Linked DNA regions of Homo sapiens: all the other regions are linked to region 3. A link is a loop called in an ENCODE intact Hi-C map of the cell type or tissue named here. Cell type or tissue: heart left ventricle. All regions are shown on one strand. Each heading gives the region's core, and the rest is flanking DNA. Links, peaks and the distances in the headings are about the cores only. Region 1 overlaps RHBDD1 (rhomboid domain containing 1). Region 2 overlaps COL4A4 (collagen type IV alpha 4 chain). Region 3 holds the start of LOC105373914 (a long non-coding RNA gene).

Evidence for each region. Hi-C counts contacts between places; a loop is a spot of excess contacts. Peaks named below come from ENCODE experiments on the same cell type or tissue, not always from the same donor. Only the 100,000 strongest peaks of a DNase experiment are listed, where the experiment ranks them.
Region 1: a loop joins it to region 3, with 5 times the contacts of the local background. A loop is called at or near these places in 62 of 110 quality-filtered maps.
Region 2: it touches region 3 in a loop (8-fold over the local background); 6 of 110 quality-filtered maps call a loop at or near these places.

Annotation. Positions count from the first base shown.
Region 1 is chr2:226,981,338-226,989,697 of GRCh38, reverse strand. All of the region lies in intron 8 of RHBDD1 (rhomboid domain containing 1), which reads right to left. It also overlaps a transcript of COL4A4 not described here. Among named protein-coding and RNA genes, the nearest start is that of RHBDD1, 150 kb to the right of the region's middle. In heart left ventricle, for the core only: a CTCF peak has its summit at 4,167 (motif pointing right); no DNase peak of the experiment used is centred there.
Region 2 is chr2:227,104,189-227,110,661 of GRCh38, reverse strand. It overlaps COL4A4 (collagen type IV alpha 4 chain), which reads left to right. Exons shown (of 48, transcript NM_000092.5): 10 at 1,376-1,438; 11 at 1,794-1,829; 12 at 2,040-2,081. Among named protein-coding and RNA genes, the nearest start is that of COL4A4, 57 kb to the left of the region's middle. In heart left ventricle, for the core only: a CTCF peak has its summit at 3,367 (motif pointing right); no DNase peak of the experiment used is centred there.
Region 3 is chr2:225,885,892-225,894,251 of GRCh38, reverse strand. It overlaps LOC105373914 (a long non-coding RNA gene), which reads left to right and starts at 2,661. Exons shown (of 7, transcript XR_007088110.1): 1 at 2,661-2,741. It overlaps LOC107985992 (a long non-coding RNA gene), which reads right to left. Exons shown (of 3, transcript XR_001739907.2): 3 at 5,534-7,894. In heart left ventricle, for the core only: a CTCF peak has its summit at 4,722; no DNase peak of the experiment used is centred there.

The DNA of each region.
Region 1 (8,360 bases), core at 1,638-6,637, 1.1 Mb before region 3:
CATCAGGTCCACTATGTCAGGTCAGTGTTTCCTGCAATATAGACAAGATATGGTCAGACTTCTAGAATTCCCCCACCTCCCAAAAAAAGAAAGAAAAGTCAAAGAGACAAAGAATATTTGTGGGACAATTGCTACATGCTCACTCTGTTTACTGCTCCCCTACCCCTACACCTTGAAGTGTATAACTTGATTCATTTTCACAAACTGGACATGTGAGACCAATATCCAGATCAAGATATGAGGATATTTCTGAAAATACCACAATATTTCCTGCACTTATAAGCCACCACAAGCCCCCTTCCAGTTACTATACCCCGTTACCCAACAGTACCCATGATCCTGATTTCTAACTATAGATTTTTCCCCTATTTTTGTCCATAAGTGGATCCATACAATATGTATGCCTTGTGAGTGGCTTCAATTTACATTATGCTTGTGAGATTTATCCACATTGTTATAAGTGGTTTCTATCCTACTTATCCCTCCAAGTAGAATTTCTTTGTCTATTTTACAGGTGAGGAATTGAGGCTTAAAGATTTTAAGCAACTTGGCAAAGCCAAATAGCTGGTCAGTGGCTGAGTCAGGAACTCAAACCTAGATCCCCGCCTATTCTCCTTCAGACATGAGATGTTCCAGTTGTCTTCCTCAGCCCCTACATCAGCATGTGTAAACCTCCAGAATGTATTATTGCCTCAATTACGACTTGGAGACAGGGTCTGTTTAAAAGACAGCAGAAACAATGCATCTTCTGCCTTAAATAAGGCTCACTGCAAATAGTAAGGCTTTATTTTGGATAACTGGATGCATCTAGAATTAGGATCTCCTTTGACAAGGAGTAAGGTTTGGCAATAGATAGGTCTAGCTGCAAAAGTCAGCCTTGGTAGTTAACTCTCAAGTATTTTCTAAAATAGAGAACAGTTTGTAACTTCTTACAGGAATAATTCTCTATGCTCGTTCTATCTCTTAATATATCTATATCTATGTATATGAGGTCTGTAAAATGATAGAAAAAGTATGAAAACCCTTCGGAATATTAAAATCCTACCTTCCTCTCAGAAGCTCCAGGGCCAATGTGTCTGCTCGGAGGGGCAGCTGGAGCCCCCGGCCTCTTCTGATGTTTCTGATGCAGATTCCACACCAGTCCGCAGAGAGGGCCAGCCTGGCACAGTGCGGGCAGCTGCTATCCACCTCGCAAGGCCTGAGTCTTTGCTCAACTCCACTACAGGGACCCTGCAGCCTCAAAGGATTCCTTAGGTCCAAACTGCGGCCTGCTTCAGGCTTCCCAGGCATCTGGGTCCTTTGTCTGTTCTGACCTTTATCTTGGGGTCCAGGAGACTTGCCATTGTCTCTTTATGACCTGGTTTTCCTGCAGATGTTCAGGTGGGGCACAGTGGAAGGGAAGGACAGGGGAAGAGACTTACAGTGGCCTCCTCAGGGCCCTGATATGAGTCCTACTCCCAACCTCTTGCTTCTTGATCTTGAGACTGTCTTTGGGTAAGTTTTAATTACATTATTTTAAAAAGAAAAGAGTAGTGAGGGCAAGAGTGTTTAAATGATAATACACTGAGCTCAAAATAGAATAAAATATTGCCTCCTCCTGAAACACACTGGGTCCTGGCCCTGCTGCTTGCCACCTGCTATGACTTTCATCCTAAGAGAATGGTGGCAGCTGGATTCTCCCATTCTCAGCTTTTTAGCAGCCCTGGCCCTATGCACAGAAGTTTCCATCAAACAGCAACCATTGCCCAGTTTGCTGCAGTGGTCCTTAATCTGAAGTGTGCACAGAAATGAAGAACCTGTTCAAAATGCAGATTATTGGATCCCCTCCACCCCCTCACCACAGATTCTGATGCAGTAAGTGGTGGTTGGAGCCCAGGAACTTCATTTTAACGAGCACCCAGATGACTCTGTTGCAGATAATATATCAAGTCACTGAGAAATGCTGTGGCAAATGAATTCACTTCAACCAGATGTGGGTTCATATCTGGGGTCCACCACGATCTGGCACAGGTCACTTCCCTCCCTGGGCCTCAGGCCCCTCATCTGTACCCAGAGGGGGGCCTGGACCTCTGACTCCCACACAGAGGTTCGAGTGTCCATGATTGTTTTGTTCCCAGTGAGACACAGGCGTCAGGTGGTGGAGAGATGGGAGAGTGCAAATGTGTCACACCAGCAACCTGCCTCATTGGCCAGCTGCCTGAGCAGCTTCTCTGGAGACTGTTGCCTGTCCTACCAGCTAGCTGCTCATGACTTTTGGCAGCTGGGCACAGAAGCAGCCATGCTATGCTCCTTGGCAATGTCCTCCAACACATTTTGTCTCTCTTCAGTGCCGTCCTCCCATCCCAATTTTTTTTTTTTATACTTTAAGTTCTGGGATACGTGTGCAGAACATGCAGGTTTGTTACATAGGTATATGTGTGCCATGGTGGTTTGCTGCACCCATCAACCTGTCATCTCGTTATAAGCCCCAGATGCATTGGGTATTTGTCCTAATGCTATGCCTCCCCTTGCCCCCAGCCCCCAACAGGCCCTGGTCTGTGATGTTCCCCTCTCTGTGTCCATGTGTTCTCATTGTTCAACTCCCACTTATGAGCGAGAACATGCGGTGTTTGGTTTTCTGTTCCTGTGTTACTGTGCTGAGAATGATGGTTTCCAGCTTCATCCATGTCCCTGCAAAGGACATGAACTCATTCTTTTTTATGGCTGCATAGTATTCCATGGTGTACATGTGCCACATTTTCTTTATCCAGTCGATCACTGATGGGCATTTGGGTTGGCCCCAAGTCTGCTATTATGAATAGTGCTACAATAAGCACACACGTGCATGTGTCTTTATAGCAGAATGATTTATAGTCCTTTGGGTATATACCCAGTAATGGATTGCTGAGTCAAATGGTATTTCCAGTTCTAGATCCTTGAGGAATCGCCACACTATCTTCCACAATGGTTGAACTAATTTACACTCCCACCAACAGTGTACAAGCATTCCCATTTTCCACATCCTCTCCAGCATCTGTTGTTTCCTGACTTTTTAGTGATCGCTATTCTAACTGGCATGAGATGGTATCTCATTGTGGTTTTGATTTGCATTTCTCTAATGACCAGTGATGATGAGCTTTTTTTCATATGCTTCTTGGCCACATAAATGTCTTCTTTTGAGAAGCATCTGTTCATATCCTTTACCTGCTTTTTGATGGGGTTATTTTTTTCTTGTAAATTTTTTTAATAAACTTTTTATTTTGGAATAATTTTAAATTTACGTAAAAGTTGCAAAGATACTGCAGACAAGTCTATTCCCTAAATGTTAACATCTTACAGTACATTTGTCGAAACTAAGAAACCAACATTGATACATTCCTCTGAACTAAATTCCAGACATTTAGATCTCACCAGTTTTTTTCACTAATTTCCTTTTTCTGTTCGGGGTCCAATCCTGGAGACCACAGTACATTTTGTTACCAAGTCTCCTTAGTCTCTTTTGGTCTGTGGCTCTTTCTGAGTCCTTTCTTGACCCCCATGACCTTGACAGTCTTGAGTGGTAGCAGACAGATATCGTGAAGAATTTCATTCGGTCTGGTTTGTCTGCTATTTGTCCTCATGGTTAGACTGGGGTTATGGGTTTTGGTGAAGAATACCATAGAGGTGAAATGCCCTCATCACATATCAACGTGCTGTCAACATGACTTATCACTGGTGACATTAACCTTGACCACTTAGATAAGTAGTGCTTTCATCAGTTTTCTCCACTTTGAACTTTTTCTTTTTAAAATGAGTTCCAAGGGAATAAAGCTTTGGCCTTTGCCACTAAGAGTTACCTGGATAAACTGGAAGAGGTAGGAGTGGGCATCTCAAGGTGGCTTTGTCACTCTTGGGCATGAGTAGGATATAGTGGTCTGGAATCATCCCTAACCTTGCTGGGTTCTGCACCCCTCATTCCAGGTGAAGTGGGGTCTGCTAACGTTGGTGTGGGTGTGTGAATCACCAGGAGGGCTGTTTAAGAAATAGTTGCTGATTGGGTGGGCTTCCCACAGAGCCCAGGCCGCTGTAGTTTTAATGAGCTCCCGGGTGACTCCGATGTACATCAGCCTTTGAGAACCATTGAGCTACAGCTCGGATTTTTCTTGCAACTGAACATATCCACCCGAGTTTCATTCTGGTATTTATATCTGCCAGCAGGTGGAACCAGAGGCCTATGACATTAAATCTGCTGAAGAAAACTAGGACAAATTCCAGTCAACAAAGCATTCCGCATCGTAAGCAGAATTAGGGTTATTTTGAAACAGATGGGCGCTACAGAGGCTGCTGCATTGAATATTATGGAGTTGTTTATTGTCTAGATGGCCCGAAACCCAGGAGTTATTTGCCAGCATCTAGCAGTTTCTATGTCATATCAGAATTCTTCCAGAGCAGAGGAGACTGACAAGGCACTGGGAGAGATATAGATACAGATATGGATATGAATGTAGATAGTTTAACCAGTTCTAATCCTGAATTTCCTCCTGCTATTGTGCATGCTGCCTCGTGTTAGTGAGTGCTTTGCAGGAATGATCCGGAGCCTCCTAAATATGCTAACTCCAAATCAGAGGAGATAAACAGACATAATCTATGGTAATAAGACAATCAATCCTGGATGCAGTAATACTCAAAATGATCTATGTTAGGCCTAATCAGGTGGTACTGGTTACTGGCTCACATTTTCACTCAAACCCCCCACTTGTACTTGCCCCCAATCCTCCTCTTTGCTTCTGCCCCTCCTCCCCCTCCCCCACCCCAACCCCCAGGAGAGCATCAGAAGGGCGGAAGTGAGATAAAAGGCCCATCTAGCTCTCATTCTGACTGTGCCTGATGCCTGGTTCAGAGTGCACACTGCTGTCTAAGGACACTCAGAACTTGGTTTGACTTGGGGGTTTCTCTGGCCTAGCACTGAGTGAATGTACAAGACCAGGGCTTATAAATTGAGTATTCCATGAGTTCTAGGAATCTGCAAAAGTCTCCAGCACCAGTGGTTCCTTTCAGGAGAATATTTCTAATTCCTTAGCCTACGACCCCAGGGCGTTAGCTGTTGCTGTTCTGCCTGGTCCGCCTAGGCTCAGAGAGGTCACGAAGGCTGTCATGGACTCAATATTTGTGTTCCCTCAAAATCCATACGTTGAAGTCCAAACCCTCAATGTGATGGCATGTGGAGGTGGGGCCTTTGGGAGGTAATTAGGTTTACATGAGGACATGAGGGTGGAGCCCCCGTGATGGCATTGGTAAACTTATCAGGGAATGAAGAGGCCAGAGCTTGCACTCTCTGCCAATGTGAGGTCACAGTGAGAAGGCAGCCATCTATAATCCAGGAAGAGGGACCCCACTATAACCTGATCATATTAGTACCTGGAACTTCTAGCCTCCAGAACCGTGAGAAATAAATTTCTGTTGTTTAAGCCACCGGGTCCATGGTAGTATTTTGTTAAGGTGGCCTAAACTGACTAAGACAGCATCTTTGAAGTTGGCAGCTTGGCAACTGGTAGTTCAGCAGGTGCTGGCTGTCACAGCTGCTGGGCAGACCCCCAGTGATCAGAGCGGTGAACAGATGTGCTTTCTGGTGGAGAAGAAAGCACATCTTTCTTGGGACTCTGTCCTAAGTGGTGGCTTCATAATTGCCGGAGACAGCAGCTCCCTCCCTCCAAGGGACACAATGCCAGCTGCATGGCTCACCCTCCTATACGAGCAGGGACAGTTCCTCCATTCACAAATAACAAGATCCCCCACACCATTGCGTTTTGCCCAGGCTCTCAAATCTTCTGTTCAGCTAAAGGTATAAAGAAGCATTTTTGATAATATTTAGACCTGTTTTATTTTTTTCTCACTCCCTTCCACTTGAGTTTCAAACCAGAGAGATGGCCCAATTTCCAGTCCTTCAAACCAAGGATCAAGGGAATGTTTTCATTGACTTTTGAAATCAAAGACCATTTGAAATTAGCCAACATTTCCCTCAGAAACCTCAATCTTCTTAAAACACTCCTTAACCTTTGCACGTGAAAAAAAGTACAAGTAAACATCATCCCAAGCATTCAAGGAATAAGGAAAAAAAAAGACAAGCCAGTGGGAAAAGAACTTTGAAAAGGGACAAAAAGTTGGCAACTTCTGCTGAGAACAACCATCCCCGAGTGGTCAAGTTTAGGTCACCCTGGACAACTACTGCAGATAACCATGTGTCTTGTAAAACAAGGCTGTTGGGCCTGGGAAAAGAAATGGATTGAGGTGGCTGGCCCCTAGGCTAGGTGGCCTGACTGACTAGCAGCAAATAAAGTGAACCACATAACTGGCCCCAGGTCCCACAGCTACCCAATACTTCCGTGCCACATTCCCGCAGAAAACACAGCATGCTTCGAAGGGCTAAATACTAGATGCTGGATTTAGAACAGTGATTCTCAAATCCACGTCGGGGAGCTTGGTGAGAGGCAGATTCTAGGGTTCTAATGGAAGATTCCAGATCAATGTCTGTTGGGGGACCCAGAAATGTGCATTTTTTAACATGCACCTCAAGTGAGCTGGATGCCCACATGCCCCACTTTGAGAAACTCTGATCACAGGAATGCCATAGTGTGTTCTGTGGTTATGTTTGCCTTTGACCATTTGCACTAGCATGGCATTTGGTTTAGTACAAGTAGGTTTCTGGTGACATTTACTATGAGTCAAAGACTGGTAGTTTCCTAGGTTATGCTATGCTCAACCTTGGATGATGTAGATTTTAAAAGATAAAAGTGCAACCCAGCTATCCTGAAAAACACAACAAATACAATCGTTAGTTAAAATTCTATTTGTGATGACACTGGAGTAGAAGAAACTGGCCCAGTGTCACTCACCCAGTCCTAGGAACAAGGGAATTCACCTCTGGATCCCTGGTGCCTGGTACATAGTGGGTGCATCATAAATGCTTGAGGAATGAATGAAAGAACAAGCTAACACACCATTAGGGCAAATTTCAATTTCTGGCCTCAGCCACTAAATAGCTCTCAAATCCCGAGACACAAATAGTGAGGAACAGGTGAGTGGGGGCTACAAACTCATATACTTTGGAACACAATTCAGTCTATTTGTTTTGTCTATGAAATTCACAAGCTTTGCCTGGGCTCTGGGGTTCTGGCCACATTAAAGAACATTCAGTAGCTAGAAACAGGCTGAGATATGAGATGTATTACATCTATTGATGCTGAATGCTGTCTTAAATGTTTTAAAAGTTCAACTTATCTTTACTTTTTAACTACCATAAGCCTGATTAGTATATAACTACAGGTCCAGAAATACCAATATCAATGCATAATTACAAAAACAATCCCTGACCTAGGATATTGTCCCTGAGATTATCTGCGGCCTAGGAGAACACAGTGGTCCAAAGCCCTTATTAAAGCTGACAGCCACCTGGCATCCATCTTTTGCAGGTGGAACTAGAGGAAGACAAACTGCTCTGAGAAAAACCTGCAATTAGAGTGAGTTATGGCTGGTATCAAAGGTAACCAAATCATTAGGGGCAGGGCTGAGGGAATCACTGGGAACCTCCCAGCCCAACCCTACCACATGTGAGGCCTGTGGCCAGATGTGTGCTTGCTGGGCAAGAAAAGAAAAGAGGGCGGGGGGAAGTTGAAAATATGTGAAAGAGGAATGATATACTTATCAAAAGTATGATAGCCATGAATTTTGAGAGGCAGCAGCTTGTGGTTTAGGAAACCAGGGTGGGCTTCTCCACAAAGGTCTAGATAACTTGGACCATGAGGGCGATGCAACCTTTATCTGTTTGGAGTAGATAAGCTCCATGAGATACGTGGCAGTGAGAAGCCATCTGGAGAAATGCACAAACAAGCAGGAGCCCTTGCTCTCTGCACCCCAGAGCTGAGAAATTCTTATGTGGGTCAGAGTTAGCCTAGAATTGTGGTGGCTGGGAAGCCAGTTTCTGTGATGTGAAAAACTGTCTGAGAAGTATGATGGTCATTTTAAAACCACGCCTGTTTCTGTATTTGATGGCATTTAACCCTGAGTCTAATTAACCACTTTTTGTGTGTTCTTTTAGGTCTGATTAACTCATTATCCCTCTCCCAAATCCTAATCTTGTTCCCCATTAGAGAAAGTGTGTGTGTGTGTGTGTATGTGTGTGCATGTGGATGAGTGCATGGATGTGTGTGCCTGCATGTGTTTGCATGAGTGTGTGCTTGTGTGTGCTAACCTACAGAGGCAGGAGACAATCCTGTGACTGAAAACTAACATCTTTTTTTTTTTTTTGAAGTTCAATGAGCTCCTTTTTTAAAAAATTTTTTGAAGTTCAATGAGCTCCTTTATTTATTTATTTTTTATTATACTTTAAGTTCTAGGGTACATGT
Region 2 (6,473 bases), core at 1,474-6,473, 1.2 Mb before region 3:
CACCTGTAATCCCAGCACTTTGGGAGGCTGAGGCGGGTGGATCACGAGGTCAGGAGTTCAAGACCAGCCTAGCCAAGATGGTGAAACCCCGTCTCTACTAAAAATACAAAAATTAGCCAGACGTGGTGGTGCGTGGCTGTAATCCCAGCTACTTGGGAGGCTGAGGCAGAGAACTGCTAAAACTCAGGAGGCAGAAGATGCAGTGAGCCAAGATCTCACCACTGCACTCCAGCCTGGGCGACAGAGACTCCATTTTGCCTTCCAAAAGTTAAGCTATAATTTTGCCCTGTAACTTCTGGCTAGTGATGGAACGACTTTCCTGGGCTGGTTTCCTTACTACGATTGAAGCTCAGGTCCATGTAATAAATGTGATACCTCAATGTTGCTGTTAAAATAAATATCAGTTCATCCTCCTAAACAGAGTAATTTCATTATACACTCCCCAATCATTTGACCTGGGCAGAGTCAGCAGGAGCCCGGGGAACATCTCTCCACACTTCCAGGCTAGCCTGGCTGTAACCTTTCCTTGACAATTTGTGTATAGTTGTGTTACAACTTACATGTTGTAGAAAATTTTGTATGGCTGACTCATCTTGATCTCAAATTAGGGACTATATTTCCGCAATTTGAGATCTTGCAGACCATGTTTTAAAAACATACTAAAAAGTATAAATACATTAATATATAATGTTAATTAATAATAATACTTTAAAAGCATCCTGATGTATATCAAAATTGTAACAGAATTTAGGAGTAGGTAGTAATGCATTTTCTTTGCTCTCCACTTTTGTTATTACAGGATGTATTTGTAAATAGGTAGATTGATCTCTGGGTCTTAACTGGACCCTAAATGAAGGAATTTATCACAACTACCAGAGTGCTGCTACCTTTAGCTTGGTGCTTTTTTTTTTTTTTTGAGACAGAGTCTTGCTCTTTCGCCAGGCTGGAGTGCAGTGGCACAATCTCGGCTCACTGCAATCTCCGATTCCCTGGTTCAAGCGATTCTCCTGTCTCAGCCTCCCGAGTAGCTGGGACTACAGGCGCCTGCCACCACGCCCATCTAATTTTTGTATTTTTAGTAGAGACGGGGTTTCACCATGTTGGCCAGGATGGTCTCGATCTCCTGACCTCGTGATCTGCCCCACTTGGCCTTTCAAAGTGCTGGGATTACAGGTGTGAACCACCGTGCCCGGACTGCTTGGTGCCCTTTTAGGGCTGCATCAAAGCTGCTGTTGAAAATGTCCTAGCAGGGCAGATGTGCTGGTGGCTGTGATTTCTTTAGAGGTTTTTATCCACATGGGATCACACGCAACTCTTTCTGTGAAAGATGATTACAATTTTGGGTAACAGATGCACTGATTTTTCTCATGTTTAGGGATCTTGGGGTGCAGGAGGACCGGCAGGTCCCACAGGATATCCTGGAGAGCCAGGGTTAGTGGTAAGTACAGCACTGCTGATGTGATCCCTTTAAAAACCAGATTCTACATGAAAATAAAGAAGCAACATTGCCATTTTGGGTCAGACACAGGTGGGCCGTTTGAGAGATTATAATCGATGAATCAGTGAAAACCCACCATTATCAGTGGGACTCCATCTTGAAGCACAGGTCCCTGCGGATGAGCCACTGACATCATCTTCACAGAAAACAGCCCATCCATGATAGAAACTCCATCACTGCATGTTTTAAAATTAAGGGTTTCCTAAATAGGACCCTATTTTGGGGTAACAAAAGAAGGCACATTCTGATTTCTATGTCTGATGATTGATTTGTGTTTTTTTCTCCCTTGATTTAGGGACCTCCGGGCCAACCAGGGCGTCCAGGTTTGAAGGTAGGCAGTCATGAGCAAGATACATCAATAGAGCCCTGAACAATGAAATGGTTGACCACTGATATTTGTCAGAATGATGGCTTTCCTCTTATCAGACTTCCCAAAGTATTCCATGAACTGCAATATATTGTGTAGCCAGAAGTCTTAATTGCTTTTAATTACTTTTTTAAAATTCAAAAGCAATTAGATTCTTTTTCATTTCTTTCTCAGGGAAATCCCGGTGTGGGAGTAAAGGGGCAAATGGGAGACCCGGTAAGAATTCCCTCTTGCTCTGAGGAGCAGATGGTGACGTGTGTGTGCTGCTCAGGGGTGGAGGCTGTTCTGATTATTTGAACTTGTACTCATTATCTAGTCACTGCCCAATTTTATGGCTGAGAACTTTTCTTTGCCGAATTATTATGGCACCATTACCCTTGACTGTAAAATGAAAGATCTGACACAATTTAACACTACTTTCGGGTTAATTTGTGCAACACATTTCACCCTAGCAAACAGATTGAACATTTTTGACAATATATTATGTCCAGAGTAACAGCTTTGTCAAATCACGGATTTGTTTTGCTTAATTTCACATAAATCCTAAACTCCACCCTTAAATATGCATATAAATACAAATATAAATGACTGGAACCAAGAGCACTGAGCAATACACAATCTCCAACCCACTCCTTTTCTATGCCTGTCCTCCCCGTCTCCTCCCCCTGCCACTCACACCCACTGTCCTTTTGGCCGACATGTAAAACTTAGTAAGAATAAGCTTTAGAAAAGTGATTTAAGGGCTGAGCACGATGGCTGATGCCTGTAATTCCAGCACTTTGGGAGGCTGAGGCGGGTGGATCATGAGGTCAAGAGACTGAGACCATCCTGGCCAACATGGTGAAACCCCGTCTCTACTAAAAATACAAAAATTAGCTGGGCGTGGTGGTGCGTGCCTGTAGTCCCAGGTACTCGGGAGGCTGAAGCAGGAGAATTGCTTGAACCTGGGAGGTGGAGCTTGCAGTGAGCCAAGATTGTGCCACTGCACTCCAGCCTGGTGACAAAGCAAGACTCTGTCTCAAAAAAAAAAAAAAAAAAAAGAAAAGTGATTTAAGAAGGCAACTCACCTGGAAACAATCTGAACATCCAGCAGTAGGTGAGTGGCTCTTTCAACAACTGAGGGCAAGTCAATATTAAGCATCTGCTCCATGCCAAGCTAGGACTGACACTGGGTGTGGGGATTTAGCAAGACAGACCTGATCCCTGCTCTCATGGAGTTCCAGCGTGATTGAGTAAGTCATGGTACAGTCATTTAACAGAACGGCACAGGAGTCAAAAATATATATAACAACTTCATGATGTGGGGAAGTGCCTGTGATATAATGCTGAACAGAAAGTACAGGTTACAAAAATATAAACTCAACTTTGTAAAAGCAACAGCAACAAGAAAGACATTAAAATATACACAGAGAGGGATTTCTCAACCTCAGGCTGCTGCTATTTCATTGTTGTGGAGGCTGTCCTGTGAATTACAGGATGTTTAGCCACATCCCTGGCCTCTCCCCACTAGATGTCAGTAGCATCCCGTCCCTCCAATTGTGACAACTTAAAATGTATCAAAACATTGCCAAATGTCCCTGTGGGAAGGGGTTGCCTAACTACTTTCCCCTTCCCCCAACCTTGAGATCTCTGGCTTGTAGAAATGACTGAATGAAAATATACCAAAACAATGTTTTTCAAGTTTGGGAAGCCATGGAGCTCTGGAATATGTTCGTCGAAGCCACAGGAGCCCGTGTGCCATTGCAGAATCCAGCAAGCATTGGCATCTTAGTGACTTTCCGCGCCAGTCCAATCAGACACATTTGCAAACTCAGGCTGTGGAATAACTTGGAAGTATTTGGCTATGAGGTGGCCATTCAAATGATCTCAAATGTGCTTACCTTAATTCTTTTAGATTGTCAGGTGAATGAACACATAATTTTACAATTTTGGGCCAGGCCCAGTGGCTCACGCCTGTAATCCCAGTACTTTGGGAGGCCGAGGTGGGTGGATCACCTCAGGTCAGGAGTTCGAGACCAGCCTGGCGAACATGGCGAAACCCCGTCTCTGCTAAAAATACAAAAATTAGCCGGGCATGGTGGCGTGTGCCTGTAGTCCCAGCTACTTGGGAGGCTGAGGCAGGAGAATTGCTTGAACCTGGGAGGTGGCAGTTGCAGTGAGCCAAGATTGTGCCATTTCACTCCAGCCTGGGTGACAGAGTGAGACTACGTCTCAAAAAATATAAATAAATAAAATAAGATAAAATATTGATGCAGAATTCTCAGATGTTCTAGAGCATGTTTGCCCACCTCATTTTAAGAAACACTGCCCTAAATGGTTGCTATTTATGCCTACATGATATAATTATGGACCTTTTACATTTTAATTCTTCATAGTTTTCCTTCTTTGTACTTTTGACTATGCTGAGTATATGGTACTTTTACAATATGAAAAAAATAGCAGTATGACCAATATTTTGAAGAAGCCGGCTGCTTGTCAGCTTTTAAGGGTTTTGTTCAGGTTTATCTCAATTACAAGAATAAGAGTGGCTATCTTTACCAATACATGCTATGCTTTTACTCATGTTTTGTTAATGTGCTTGTTCAATGGTTTATTCACACAGCAGATATCTTTAGGGCAGGTGCTACACCAACACTGTGTTAGGTGTGTAGATAAATCAAGGAAAAAAAAACAAAACAGACAATGTTTCTAATCTGGCTTTTCTTCAATTTCCCAGGTTTAGGTAGAAATTGAACTCTTTTTTTTTTTTCTATTTAAACTTGATATTCTTCTAAAAATTCCACCTATCAAAAGCATTAGTAGTTTTAGTAATGATATATTGGGGAATTTACTTTGTTACCCTCAATACGGGAAGCATTTTATGTATATTATCTATTCAATGGAAGAATAGTTTGAGGTAGGTAATATTACAATCTCCATTTCACAGAGAAGAAAAATGAGGTTTCAAGGAAGTAAGGAAATGAGGACTGAGAGAGGTTTTAAGGAACTTGCCCCAAGTGACAGAGCCAGTAAGGGCCTGGTTTGCAAACATGGGTGACCTATGTATAGCCTGTTCTTAACTATGACAAAAAGAAAGATCATACTAAGTGTAGAATAATAGTAATACCCAGAAAAGCACAAAATATTTATTTTCTAATTAATGGTGAGAATTTATGATTGTGGCAAAATTCATTCAAGAAACATTCTTTTCTTCAGTAGAAAAACATCTATCATGGCATAAATAAAAATTTTGGCTATTATTTTACAGTTTTAAAATATTATTGAAAATAAATAGAAATAATCTAATCTAACCAGAGTGAGATGGCTTAATACATCACAGTACATTCTTGTGATAGATTATTTATTGGCACTAAAAATCAGGATTGTTACGTGAGGCCAGGAGTTTGAGACCAGCCTGGCCAACATGGCGAAATCCCATCTCTACTGAAAATACAAAAATTAGCTGGGCACGATGGTGCATTATCTGTAATCCCAGGTACTCAGGAGGCTGAGGCACAAGAATCACTTGAGCCCGGGAGGCAGAGGTTGCAGTCAGCTGAGATTGCGCCATTGTGCCCCAGCCTGAGTGACAGAGAACACTCTGTCTCAAAAAAAAAAAAAAAAAAAAATCAGGATCCTGAAGAGATTTTAGTATAATAGAAAAAGGCTCACAAAATATTGTAAGAAAAATATAAAATTATTTAAAAATTTAATAAAATATGCTGTATATTTTAAATCATGTTTATATATTTATTATAGTATTCTGATTATATTTTCATAAACATAAAACAAATTGTTTATTCACCTATATACACATATATGTACATATATACACATATGTACACACACCACCAAAAATTATATCAAAGTTTTAATAGGCCGGGTGCGGTGGCTCACGCTTGTAATCCCAGCACTTTGGGAGGCCGAGGCGGGCGGATCACCTGAGGTCCGGAGTTCGAGACCAGCCTGACCAACATGGAGAAACCCCCGTCTCTACTAAAAATACAAAATTAGCCGGGCATGGTGGCGCATGCCTGTAATCCCAGCTACTCTGGAGGCTGAGGCAGGAGAATGGCTTGAACCCGGGAGGCGGAGGTTGCTGTGAGCCGAGATCGCGTCATTGCACTCTGGCCTGGGCAACAAGAGTGAAACTCCATCTCAAAAAAAAAAAAAAAAAAAGTTTTAATAGAGATTACTTCTGGATAGTAGGATTTTTTATTTATTTATTTATTTATTGAGATGGAGTCTCGCTCTGTCGCCCAGGCTGGAGTGCAGTGGCACAATCTCTGCTCACTGCAAGCTCCACCTCCCAGGTTCATGCCATTCTCCTGCCTCAGCCTCCCAAGTAGCTGGGACTACAGGCGCCTGCCACCACGCCCGGCTAATTTTTTTTTTTTTTTTTTGTATTTTTAGTAGAGACGGGGTTTCACCGTGTTAGCCAGGATGGTCTCGATCTCCTGACCTCGTGATCCACCCACCTCGGCCTCCCAAAGTGCTCGGATTACAGGCGTGAGCCACCGCGCCTGGCCCTGGATAGTAGCATTAAGAATCATTTTCATTTTTTAAATTTATTTTTAACAATAAGTGTGTATTAAATTTTTATAAGAAAATAAATATCCTTTTATATTC
Region 3 (8,360 bases), core at 1,912-6,911:
TTGTTCTTTTATTTTCAGCTTTAGATCTAAAATAGAAGCAAAGCCAAACAGAGTGATTCATTTAATACAAATTAATAGTTACATATTAATTTGTTGTTAATTATTATCAGCAAGTGTGTTACTTTTAAAAAATAACAGAACACTTGAATATTTTTGGTTTTAATTTGGGGAGAAGAAAGCTACTCAGAGAAGCAAAATAAAATAAAATAAACATGATTACAATGATCTGTTCCTGAAAAGAAATTCAGACCCTGGATTCTACTAATATTCCCTAGATGTCTGCATTATTGAGGCCACATATTTTGTTTTGTTTTTTGGGGGAATGAACTTTTCATGTTATAAAAGTCCAAATATCTGTTTATTCTTTCCTAAAATGAAGCAGAGAAAACTGCTTGGTGATGAAGGTTGTATGTAAATACACTTCATTCTTCCTTTGTGCCTTTTAAAAATAAATTCTGAAATGCTCATTATATGCCATGTAGAAATGCAGTCTTTGAAACACCATTATCATTCAATAATTGCAAAGGTGACCTATTTAACTAATTTTTGAGAAAGTACTACTTTCCCTGTGATAATATAAATAATGTCTCTAGAAAGATGAATTAATATATTTTTATGGTTTATAGAAATGTGAGTAACTAAAATAATAGTTTGAATTATGAAAACTGATTTCAAAATTCAATAGAAATTAACATACTTTTCTGTTAGGGAAGTCATTTTCAATGTTAAAGTAAAAAGATTATCAAGAGATAATTCTGATAACTTTTGATGATCATACTATTCTGGATGTCATCCATATTCTTATCTAGGTCCATATACCATCCTTCCTGGTTCTACCCTCTGTTGTAGAAGGCTGACCTCTATGGACTGCATCACTGGGCTACCTTGACCTTTGGCTTCCCAGTGGGTTGGATCAGTGAGAAGCCCTGGCAGTAGATCAAATTGGAGGAGAGAATGTGGTCACCCTTCTTACCAAGTGGCCACTGGTTAGCTGTGTCACTCTGCCAAAGGCCAGAAGCTTCCCAGGCAGTCCCATTGATACATCAAACTTCTCCAAGTTCTGGTGACCCCTTTCTCCACTTTAGGCCTAGGGGTAATAACAGCTACCCACCACTGCTAGCCCTGTGTGTGCTGAGCCATCCCTTGTTTTCTCTAAACCCTGGCTCACCCATTTGTAAAGAAAAGGGTTATCTTTATTAAAAATCTCTTAACTACGGTATTTGAAACAGGCATTTGTTTCTATCCAAACCTTATCATGACAGACATATTGATTATCAGAATTAAGTTCAAGCAGACCTTACAGAGATTAAAAAAAAAAATGGAAACTTCGCATCAGTTCTAGTTATTTTTTTCCATATTCTCAACAACCTAGGCACATTTATCAAAACGTAGCTGTCTTTTTTAATGAAATGGTTAATGTTCTAATAAAAATATATTCCATTTGCTATGGTTGGCATCATTACAGTGCTTTTAAAAAGCAGATTTTATTACTTTGGTTAAAGAAAAATATTAAATGCTGTGGAGAAAGGCTGTAAAAGCAGTGGGGTCAAAATATCTCCAAAATATACAATTTATTTTATTTTATTTATCTTATTTTTTAAATGTACTTTAGATTTAGGGGGTACATGTGCAAGTTTATTACTTGCGTATTTTGTATAATGGTGAGGTTTGGGCTTCCAGTGAACCCATTGCCCAAATAGTGAACATCGTACCCAATGGACAGTTTTTCAACCCTCTCCCCCCTCCTCCCTTCTTCTATTTTGGAGTCCTCAGTGTCTGTTATTTCCGTCTTTGTGTCCACAAAACATACAATTTAGCTAGAACTATTAGCCTTTCCATCAGTTCAAGTGTCTGCTTCATGTGGAGGATAAGAAATGTTTTCTTCATTGCTGTATTCCAAGCACTTAGCAGGGGTTGGCTCATGGTAGATTCTCAATAAATATGTATTGAGTTTGTAAAGAAATCAAAACTTACTTTATTTTCTAATATAACTGAAAAGGAGGATGTAAAAATATAAAATCAGAGTCTAATAACTACTTTACATATTTATTTTAAAAATTAGATTATACCTATCTGTGATATAAATTTCTCTACATAATCATTATTACATTAGAAATAAATTTAATTGAGCCATCATGATAAGGGGATTAGATTGAATACCCGACTCTGAGTTCCAGAATTGAATAATAGGACCTCATACTTAAAAGAGTTCTGCAACAAATCCAGCATAGAATTGGAAATCCCTTTAGAATTTGAAAATTGAGACCAAGAGAATGTAAGTGAATCATCCAAGATCACAAATGATTTAAAATTTAAATACTTTCCAACTTTACAGGCAAGTGTAAGCCCCTGGATTTTGATCTGTAGCCTCCTAGAGAATTCCAGCTGCCCTGTGGACCAAGCACTCAGTCTATGCTCTGAGAAGTGGATACTATTTGGGAGAAAAGGACCTTTGAAGCTACTAGAATATCAAATTGTGCAAGGGAAGGGACACAGGGTGAGGTAGTTGTCTCACCCTCCTCTCTTCTCCGGACCTGCAGAGCAGGGGCTGATCCCTGGTTGGCTCCCGGCTAGATTCCCAAAGACTTTAAAGGCTGATTGGTTCCCAGTGAACTTCTAAGAAGAAGTCGGTTCACTATTGGGCGATGGGTTCACTGGAAGCCCAAACGTCGCCATTATACAAAATACGAAAGATGAGAGAGAGCTGAGACAGAAGATACCAGACACAATACTATTCAGGGGTAAGGGAGAAGCCCAGTTATCCTTTTTGCTGCTCATTCCATTCCTCTTTGTCCCTCTGTTCCTCTTTTCCTCTTGTAACTCTCTCTCATCTCTCTTTTTTCACAAACTTCTCTCTGTGCCTCTCTTTCTCTCTTATCACTGACATTCTACTTCTCATTAAGAGCTTATTAGACCTGTACCATTACTCCTTCCACTGATAATGTCAGTCATATGTCTCTCTTTAACTGGTAGATTGGCAAATGGAATTCAATTTACTTTTACCAACTTTTGTTGAAGGCCAAACAGTGTTTCTAGGAATAAGTCACAGTTGCTAACCTCAGTGACTTTAAAGTCTAGGCAGACGGTTAAGACCTTAGGCAAATAATGGTCCTTCAATTTTCTTAAGTAGGAATAGATTTGATCACATCTACCTGAGTGAACCAGAACAAGCATATGAAGTAAGTAGGTAATAATTGAATTGAACAATTATTTACCACAGTAGGTAATTAGGCGGAGAGACCTTAGCTTGTTTTTTCAATTGTTAGTGTGGAAGAAAATACTAGATAAGGAGGATGAAACTAGTTTGGGGAGAGATTTCCATGCCAGGCTCCGAAATTCAGAGATGATTAAGTAGTTAGCGATGATTCTTTGAAAATATATTTAAATATAAAAGTGACATACAGTATTTGTTACATGTAACTTAAGTGACCCAAACTGACTAGAATCAACTAAAAAAAAAGATAACTCGTGAAAATAAAACAAAAGCAGATGGAAAGTGGGGCACACTGCTTGTTTGTGTGGTTGCTTGCTTGTGGTTATTTTTTATCTATCAACGTGATTAGTTATACGACATATTTTGAGAATCATACGTTTTGCCAAAAATTAAAATAATTAAAAATTGAAATAAAACAAACGAAATTTAAAAAACATAGAAACTTAAGCCTAGTATAATTTTAAGAACTACAAAGAAAGCAAGCATTTATTTAGTAAATATGCAAGAAAATAATCAGATTCTGCTCCCCTTTCATTCATTCATTCATTTTTCTCAACAAATAAATACTAATTGTCTGTTTTGGCCAGAACTATTTCAGGGATGAAAAGGTATCCCTTTCTTCCTTACTTTAGAGAAATGTAGATTTTGTGGTAGAAGCTCAGCATATCTAAAGACACCCAAATAGAATATATTCTACACCACTTTGAAGTAGTTTGAATGTCACCTGAAACAGAATATTACTTCTAATCCATTTCAGGCCATCTGTTTTTTTTTTGTTTTTCACTTTTCTCTTATAGACTAAATATTATCATAGTATTAGCACATATAGTATATATCAATCTATATAACATATGGTATTGGGAAACATTTTTACTAATAGGGATATTTACAAGAGAATTATGTCTCATTACGTATGTTCACAAATTTTAATAAACTCCTGTTTCTGCCCATTGCCAAAATGTTTCCTATCCTCTCAAGAAATAAAACTGTTACTTTGTTTTTGGTTGAACTCATAGAATATTTTCTTTTTTAGGGTAAAATTATTACTTTTCTTACATAAGTCATATCCTAAAGTCATATATTAATATGTTGAATTCCATACCTCACCAACTGGGATATAAATGATATAAATTATGTTTGAAGTGGAAAAAAAGCTTTTAAGATGGGCTGATGGCCATTGTCTTAAATATTACTTTCCCAACACCAGGGGTTACACCTGGAAACTGTTCATCATAGCCAAAAAGGCAGGGCTCCTTGGGATGTGGCTCATCAGAATGACTAATACAAAGTCACTTTTCTCATAAATCTGCCTATTCTCCCACCATCTGTTATTTGCATTTTTCCAGAAAGTTAAAAAAATACTGATGGAATGTTTTGACCCAATTGCAGTTAAATTCACATGGTTTACTCTTTGAGTTCCCAAGATGACATTTCAGCCAAGCCCTATAGTGGGGTGTTGCATCAGAAGATCTTCTATTATACAATGGGAATTCCAGGTGAGACATCTAGAGGCAAAAGGCGGAACTGCTTAAAAATTCAACTATCATTAGTAATATTTTGTTTCATATCAATTTTGAGCTACAAAAATCATCTAAAAATATGTACCCATCACTGAATTACTACCCTCTGTTCAACTCATAAAACTTTACATGTTTTAGCATGCCAGACATATGAGCTTAGTAGTTTTTTTTAATTTACAATGATTTGATAGAATGATTTGCATAGATTTTAAACTATCAACACCAAAGCATATTTCCAATTCAAGGAAAATGTATACATATAGAATACATATTATGTGTTATGTCTAGACATGCACACAGACATTTGAGCTTGGACAAAAGCAAGGTCATGCCTGTTTAAAGCTATTAATCTAGATGATGTTTCATTAAAACCAAAGGCATATGTAACATTTGTAATAAAAGCCAAACAAACAAATAAAAACTTTATTTGCCTAATTACATCTAAGACATTCTACTGGATACTGAGCTAATAGTGGTAAAAAAGGCAGAGATGGTCTCTGCCCTCATGGAGTTTATAATCTAGTATGAAGAGAGAGAGACTTCAAAAAGCAACAATAACAGGATGGATTATTACAAATTACAGGAATTGCTATGAAGGAAAGCAGAATATAAACTCATGGAACTGTAGATGTTCATTGACAGAGTGGCTTTAGACATCATCTAGTGATCAAATGTGATATTTCACAAATAAATAATATATTATTTGTGATATAATTGTGATATAGTCTAAGGTGATTATGGGATCTGTCCAAGGTCACATAACTATAGGGGGCATACATCAAATAAGACATAGAGAAAATTGACAGTTGATTATTTTTATTGCAAGAAGAGTTTGAAAATTTTTAATTAATTTTTTATTGACATAATAGATGTACATAATTCTGGGGTATATGGGGTAATATCATACTTTCATATAATTTATAAAGATCAAATCAGTGTATATTAGGGTTCTCCAAAGGGACAGAACTAATAGGATATATGCATATATGAAGGGGAGCTTATTATGAAGAATTGACTCAAAAAATCCCAAGGTGAAGTCCCACAATAGGCCATCTGCAAGCTGAGGAGGAAAGAAGCCAGTAATGGCTCAGTCCGAGTCCAAAAGCCTCAGAAATAGGGAATCAAACAGTGCAGCTTCAAGGCCCAAGAGCCCCCCGGCAAATCACTGGTGTAAGTCCAAGAGTCCAAAGGCCAAAGAACCTGGAGTCTGATGTCCAAGGGCAGGAATAAGGGATGGAAGCATCCAGCATGGGAGAAAGATGAAAGCCAGAAGACTCAGCAAGCCCTCTTCTCCCACCTTCTGCCAGCTTTGTTCTAGCTGCACTGGCAGCTGATTGGGTGGTGCCCACCCACATTGAGGGTGAGTCTTCCTCTCCCAGTCCAGTAACTCAAATGTTAATCTCCTGTGGCAACACCCTCACAGACATAGTCAGACCCAATACGGCTATTTAGGCATCCTTCAATCCAATCAAGTTGACACCTAATATTAACTGCCATACAGTGTGATTGGGTATACATCACCTTAAATATTTGTCTTTTCTTTATGCTAAAAACATTCAAATTATTCTTTTCTTGCTATTTTGAAATAAACAATAGAATCATGCTACTCATCTATCAAATGTTAGGTCTTATTTTTTCTATTTAACTGTATATTAGCACCCATTAATCAACTACTCTTCATTTTTCCTCCCTTCTACCCTTCCCAGCCTCTGGTGACCACCAATCTACTTGCTATCTTCATGAGATCCACTTTTTTTTAAGTTCCCACATATGAATAAGAACATGAAATATTTGTTTTTCTGTGCTTGTTTTATTTCACTTAATGTAATGACCTCCAGTTCCATCCATGTTGTTGCAAGTGACTGGATTTCATTTTTTTATGGCTGAACAATATTCCACTGTGTACATATACCACATTTTGTCTATCCAGTCATCCACCGATGGGCACTTAGGTTGATTCCATATGTTGGCTGTTGTCCCTAGTGCTGCAATAAACATGGGAGTGCAGGTATGTCCTCTATGTATTTTCTTTCTTTTGGATACATACCCAATAGTGAAATTGCTGAATCATATGGAAGTTGGATTTTTAGTTTTTAAAGAACCTCCATACAGTTTTCTATAGTGACTGCACTAATTTACATTCCTACCAACAGTGTACAAGTATCCCCCTGTCTTCATATCCTCACCAGCACCCCTTATTTCCTGCCTTTTTGATAAAAGCCATTTTAACTGGGGCGAGATGATATCTCATTTTGACTTGCATTTCTCTGATGATTAGTGATGTTGAACACTTTTCATTGACTTCTCAGTCATTTGCATGTCCTTTTTGAAAAATATCTATTCAGATATTTTGCCAATTAAAAAGATCAGATTATTTGCTTTTTTTGGTATTGAATTGTTTGAGTTCCTTATATATTTTGCTTATTAATTCTGTCAGACTGATAGTTTGCAAAGATGTTCTCCCATTCTGTGGGTTGTCTCTTCACTTTGTTTTGTTGATTGTCTCTTCACATGTTGTTGTCTCTTTAAGGTCAGCCACTGGTTTCTTTCTTTGTCCATTTAAGGAGGTCCCTGTTTGCTGTAGTTTCTTGTGGATGTATGTCTATGTCTTTGCATTAAAGGATGAGTTATTTATTCCAGTCTTCTTTGTCTGGCTTGTTTTGGTTTTTATTGGGTATGTTTACTTACATATTCTTTGTAATTTACCTGTTGCTTTTCTTTCTTTTCCTACAAGGTTGATGCCTCCTTTTAGGCCCTAGATGCTGCTTTAAGCTCACGTTTGCCTAGGAGCTAGTAACATATCAAACTGTGCCCATCTTGAATGGCAGAGGTCCCAAAGGTAATATCCTGGTAGTGTGGGAAGGCCAGCTAGGCATTCCTGCCGAAGGGCCTGTAGAACAACCTTCCTGCATCATTCTGCTGTTACATGGACACTCTGATCTCACTTCTCCTTTGGCCAAGTTACAGAGCAAAGTTTTTGGGACTGGGTGTGATAGTGCTGCCTCCCCACTTTGTCTCGGAATGTCCCCAGAGATATTTCTGTCTTCAGGCACTAGCAATGATTCCTGTGGGTTGAGGCAGGGAAAAGTTTCTGCTAGGGAGTCCAAGATGCTGGGGAAGCTGGTTGTCCACCTTGATCCCACTTTTTCCAGTGTAGAACCTGTGAATTAGGAGGAAATTGTCACTGTACTTTTTCCTGGGCAGAAAAGGGATAGGGGACTTGTGGATACGGGAGTCTGATTCTGTTCTGCTCAGAGTTTTACATCTCTCTGTGACACCAGGAACTCTCTCATTCTCATGTTTGAGTTCTGGGATATTGCTCATGATAATTGCCATGTGGTGTATTTGTTTTTGGTTTTCGGTGGGGGCAGTAAAACTGACTTGTTTCTGTGACGCCATTTTGGAACTGGAAGTGAAAGATGGTTAATTTTATATACAAAAATAGTCTATATTAAATTTAAATAACCCTTGATTTGCCTAGCTTTTCTGGAGTAAAATGAGATCAGAAAAGCAGTAGAGGAAAAGATTCTCCTTGGTTTACAAATACCAAAAGATAAATAAATTTGGTGATCCTTTTCAGGAGGTTTATCAGTCAGGCTAAGTTATATTTTGATAACAAATAATCC